2 separate regions of the Homo sapiens genome follow, and region 2 is linked to region 1. A link is a loop called in an ENCODE intact Hi-C map of the cell type or tissue named here. Cell type or tissue: natural killer cell. All regions are shown on one strand. Region 1 overlaps IUR1 (imatinib upregulated ABL suppressing lncRNA 1). Region 2 overlaps ARAP1 (ArfGAP with RhoGAP domain, ankyrin repeat and PH domain 1).

What was found. Peaks named below come from ENCODE experiments on the same cell type or tissue, not always from the same donor. Only the 100,000 strongest peaks of a DNase experiment are listed, where the experiment ranks them.
Region 2: it touches region 1 in a loop (4-fold over the local background); 10 of 110 quality-filtered maps call a loop at or near these places.

The regions. Positions count from the first base shown.
Region 1 is chr11:73,176,852-73,179,351 of GRCh38, reverse strand. All of the region lies in intron 1 of IUR1 (imatinib upregulated ABL suppressing lncRNA 1), which reads left to right. Among named protein-coding and RNA genes, the nearest start is that of IUR1, 4.8 kb to the left of the region's middle. RefSeq lists an enhancer at 1,252-1,301. In natural killer cell, CTCF peaks have their summits at 898 and 1,101 (motif pointing right); a DNase peak (open chromatin) is centred at 1,111.
Region 2 is chr11:72,682,703-72,685,202 of GRCh38, reverse strand. ARAP1 (ArfGAP with RhoGAP domain, ankyrin repeat and PH domain 1) reads left to right here. Exons shown (of 35, transcript NM_001040118.3): 35 at 1-134. Among named protein-coding and RNA genes, the nearest start is that of PDE2A, 9.5 kb to the right of the region's middle. RefSeq lists an enhancer at 1-469. In natural killer cell, CTCF peaks have their summits at 1,056 and 1,267 (motif pointing right); DNase peaks (open chromatin) are centred at 492 and 1,282.

The DNA.
Region 1 (2,500 bases):
AATGTAGAAAGAAGCCTGAAGTTGGGGGGTAGGCAGCCCAGGTGGGGCCAAAATCTGGAGCCCTCAAGCTTCCCCCTAGAAGGAAATATGCCAGGGGGATTGGCAATGGGGAGGAGCCCCTTTACCTGGCCTCAACCCATGCCAGCAAGGTGCAAATAAGTGGCTTTCTATGCATTTTCTCATTTAATCCTCACCACATCCCATGAGTCAGGTACCATTATTATCCCCATCAGTTGAGGAACCTGAGTCTAGAGTTAAATAACTGCTTAAAGATCCTTCTCCAATCTAAGGGCTGGGCCTGGGCTTCTTGGAGGCCAGGGAAGTCATAGGTTTGTGTCCCCTCAGATCAGCCTGTGGGCAGCCCGACCTAGCTCCTGCCCTGGGGGAAGAGGGGAGGCTTTCAGGAATCAGGACCTCCTCTAGGTAACCAGACCCAGAGGGAATGGGGTTGGAGTTTGAGGCAGGGGCTCTGTACCTGCCCAGACATTGAAGGTCAAGAAAGGAGGTAGGTATGGGGCAAGGAAATTCAGACAAGCTGTGTCGGCCACAGGTACCCAGGGTTGTGACTTTTCAGACCTCGTATTCTGGCACTTCTTCTGCTGTCCCCCTCCTCTCCACACCTGTCACCCTCAAGCTTATACACACAAGCTCACTCTTCCATGCCTTCGCATAGTCTGTTCCCTGAGCCTGGAATGCCCACGGCTCACAAGATGAATTACTATCATTCTTCAAGACCCAGTTCCAAGTCCCTGGCTCTGAGCTCCCTTCCCCACCCTACTTTTTTCTATTAGATTACAATTGATTCCTTGAGGGTCCCCAGGCCTGCATAGGACCTGGCCTAGAAGACAGTGAGAGTTACATTGATGGCAATGCCTCTTTTTCTTGACCCTGTGGTACTCAGCGACCCTCCTCGGCCCCGGGCTTTCTGCTGTCACAGCCTCCACATCCTGAGTGGTCACTCTCTGTGGGTCTTCTCCCCTCACATCTGGGGTCACAATTTCTTCTATGTCCCCAGCGCCTAGCATGGGGTGGCTCAGAGGTCCCACAGAGAGCGAAGGTTTGTGGTTGCATCTCTAGCGGGACTCATGTCACACCGACTGGGCACCAGGTGGCACTGTCAGCCCAAGTAAGGGTTGGGGAGCCCCAGGCCCTAAGCCTCTGGCTCTGGTACAGCTTGGCACACACAGATGGGGCGGAGTTGTCAAAGCCCCAAATTCCAGAGCTGCTTCTCCTCACCCCATCCAGTGCGCTTATGCCTGATTTTAAAGCTTAGGATGTCAGGGATGGATTGAGAGTGGGGAGTCTTCAGTCCCCAAATGCAGACAGGAATAGCAACCTTCACGAGGCCACACAGCTGAACCTAGAGAACCCAGATGAGAGGGGTCCAGGTGGGCAAGCGGCCAGCTAAGCACCAGTCATTTCCTCCAGACTCTGCCACAAAGGACTGTGTAATGGGACAGCCCCTTCCCTTCTCCGAGTCTGCATCCTTCTGCCTCATGTTGGTAGCGAGAGCTGAGAAAATGGCCAGAGTGCCGGGTTCTGGTCCTGATTCTGGTTCTCGTGTGCTGCTGTGGCCTGTGCCTACTTCCCTGAGCCTAAGGGATCCTGACTGTTAAATGGGGGCTGGACCCAAGAGCTCTGAGCTGCCAGGACTCCAGGATCCTCACTGGGTAGGAGAGGCCTGTGTGTGGGGCCAGTCAGCATCTTGGCCAAGGACAGGCTGCTCTGGGAGCTGCCAGACGGGAAACATTTTCCGGGAGCCGGAAGGGCTGGCAGAGCCCAGGGCCAGGCTGAGCAACCACAATGGATCCTTGTGTAGAGGTTTAGCTTGGACACACCCACAGGCCCAGCCCCTGGGCTGGGGTGGACCCTGCTTTCTGATCTGCTTCCAGACCCAGCTCCTGAACAACCCAACCTAGGTCTAGAGGCAGGAGCATAGGATGGGCTCATGGTCCAGCTCCAGAGTGATGCTCACAGGCTTGGTGCCAGTGTCTGAATCTCCAGCATCAGCCTTTCTGGAATACTGTTGCCTAAATAACCTTACACAAAACTCAACACCCAGCTCTCCAACCAGAAAGGAGTTCCAAGAGGGCAGGGAGCAAGTCTTCTCCTCAAGCCAACTCAGGGAGCTCGGGACAGACAGTTGGACCAGCCTGGTTTGCTGAAGATCCCTGGCTAGGTGATCCATCTGGGACACCTGGGCTCTAGTCCTGGCAGAGCCTTAGTTTCCTCTTCTGCTCATGGGAGGGAAGGAAGATTGTAATACTTGTTTAAGGGGACACAGACACTGGGGCGGGGGGGCTTCAAAAATATCTACACAACCATCCCCCACACCACCCTGCCTCAGGAAGGACTCCACCCAAACCAATCCAGGTAGACTTGACTCATCCTCCCCTCTTCCTGCTCCTCCTGTAGTCCTGCCTGAGGCTCTGTGCTGCCTCTGAAGCAGCCCTTGGGAAGCCCTTCCAGACACCATGTGGGCTGCACCAGTTTCCCCTTC
Region 2 (2,500 bases), 490 kb after region 1:
GGCTGAGAGCTGCGCTTTGGGGACTTCAGCCTTCCTTCCAGTCTGGGCTGAGTGGGGGGTCCAGACTACCTGATGCCCCTTCCCCAATTTGGGGACTTTTTGATAATATAAATATATCTGTATATTTTACCCTATGGTGCTGAGGCCTGTGATTGGCTAAGGGGATTGGGCGTCCTGGGGTAGGAGGGGACAGGAGGTCGGGAAGCCCAGGGGTGAGTGCCTAGTGCCTGAAGCTGAGAACCTAGGCCTTGCTTTCTCCAGGCCCTGAGCTATTCAGACGACCCCCTTCCCCAAGCAGAGCCCTGGCTTGACTCCATGCCTTCCCCATTGTACTATCCTGCAGCCAGGCTGGGAATGCCGGTCCTTTCCTGGCCAGCACTGACCCTGGCTGGACACAAGCCCCTGTCCTGCTGCAGTCCGAGTCTGAGTCCCAGCTGGGGCCTGGGTGTGGTGTGTCAGTGACTCAGGCCTGGCAGCCCTGCAGCAGCCCCCTGCTGGAGACACAAGGTCAGAGCCACAGGAGCCTGAGGAAATTGAGAAGAAGCACCTTTGGGTCACCTGTGGCCCCAGTGCCTACCCCTCCAGAGGTGGGGCCTGCCATGCACCAGGGGGCTGCCCTCACTGGGCACTGCCTGGCCATCTCCACTAAGAAGATGAGGCCCTGGCCTGCAGAGGAAATAATGAGTTGCTCAGAGATGGGTTTGGGACTCCCTGGGGAGGTGCCAGACACCACATTCCCGCCTCTGCCTAGAGCCTCATTACCACCCGCTCTTCGGGGGCTCAGTGGGCGGACAGGCTGACCTCCATCCTTAGCCTCAGCCAGTGGGGCTGGGCAGAGTGGGTGGGGATGGGCCATGTGACCTCCGACTCAGGCATCCAGCTCAGTGGGGAGCCTGGGTCCAGCGGAAGACTTGGGGAGCTGGACTCCAGGTTCCCTCTCGCTGTCTCAGGAAGGGGAGGTATATGGCAGGAGACTGGAACCGGTTCCCTGAGTCCTACTGACCTATTTCACAGGCTGGGGCTAAGCCCCTTGAGTCTCCCACCTCCTGTGGGTCGCTCTGGCCAGATCCACAGGTCGAATGTCTGACCCTTCTGCCTCCAGCCAGGACAGGTTGGACCCCCTTATCCAAGTGCTGAGGGGCTGGAATCCGCTCCTGGATCTGACCTTGCACTGCCCAGCCAGCCCTGAGGCCCACCTGAGTGGGTGAGACTGGAGGCGCCCCCTGCTCTGCTAAGGCCACTGCCCCAGCTCAGCGTGCTGGCTGCAGTCCTGCACTAGGCCACAAGGCGGCAGCCATGGACCACTCATCATTGCTGGAATCAAAGCAGGGTCTGGAGGATGCCTGAGTGGTGGTCCTGGCCCAGACCTTTCTCTGCTGGGGTGTGAAGCGGGACCCAGTTCTGCCTTTGGCCTGCAGGCTGGTGACATTCTGGAAGGCAGCACCATACAGGAATGTGCATTGGAGTCCTGGGCTCTGGGAACCAGGAAGAGGAGGGAACAGCCTTCTACCAAGTACCTGCTGTGAATCGGCCCCTGTGCCCCCTGCACTGTCTGCTCTTGGCAAGGGGGAGCTAGGCCCAGAGAAGGGAGGCAACTTTCCCAAGGTCACACCATGCTCGTGAAGCAGGCCTGAGGTCCATTTCCCCTGCCCTACTTTGGTGGGGTCTCCCTCTTTGACTCCCCTCCTGATTCCAACCCTTTTCTCCTCTTAGAAATGGCCTGAGGCAGGGGGTCTGAACTGTCAGGAGTTAGTGATGGCTTAAAGTGATTTCCCTCTGGTAAGGGGTAGGGGTGACATCCAAACAGGAGCCTCAGGGCCTCAGCCGGAATGAAATATGCCTGTGACAACAGTGTTGGATGGGTTAGGGGCAGGAGGCTCTGCTGGTCCTTGTCGCAAGGATTCCTAAAAATGGGGCCTGTTGGGACCCTGGATGGTTTGCTCATTCACATATTATTTGAAGTTGGGTTGCCATGGATGAGTTGAAGACCCCAGACCTGGACCTGCAGAGGGGCCAGGAGCAGCTCTTGGAAAGGGAGGGGCTTCCTGGACAAGGAAGTGCTCCTGAGCCAGCTTTGAAGACCGGAGGCCTTGCCAGGTGTGGTTGGGGTAGAGGTTGAAATACTGAAATATTGGGGGAGGAGGACAGGGCTTCAAGGACCAACCCAAATCCAGGCCTAGCCCCTGGGGAATACGGGGAGCCCTGGGAAAGAAGGCCGAGGCACGTCAGAGCCTGGATGGTGAGGGCACTGCAGGTGAAGGGGAGGCTGGGGGGCAGAGGGGAGAGGGGCAGGGAGGTGGGGTAGGATGTCTGCCTCTCTCCTGCCTCCTTCCAGCACAACCTTCCTACCCTGCAGAGTTCTGAGGAGTCCTGGGGCTTCTGGAGAAGGAAATCAGTGGGACAGGGAAGGGCAAGAGCTGGGGCTTCTTTCCTGGCCTCATGCTCTGGTGGCCTCCAAGCCACCTGCCCACAGCCCGCTGTCTTGGAAAGCACGCGTGTG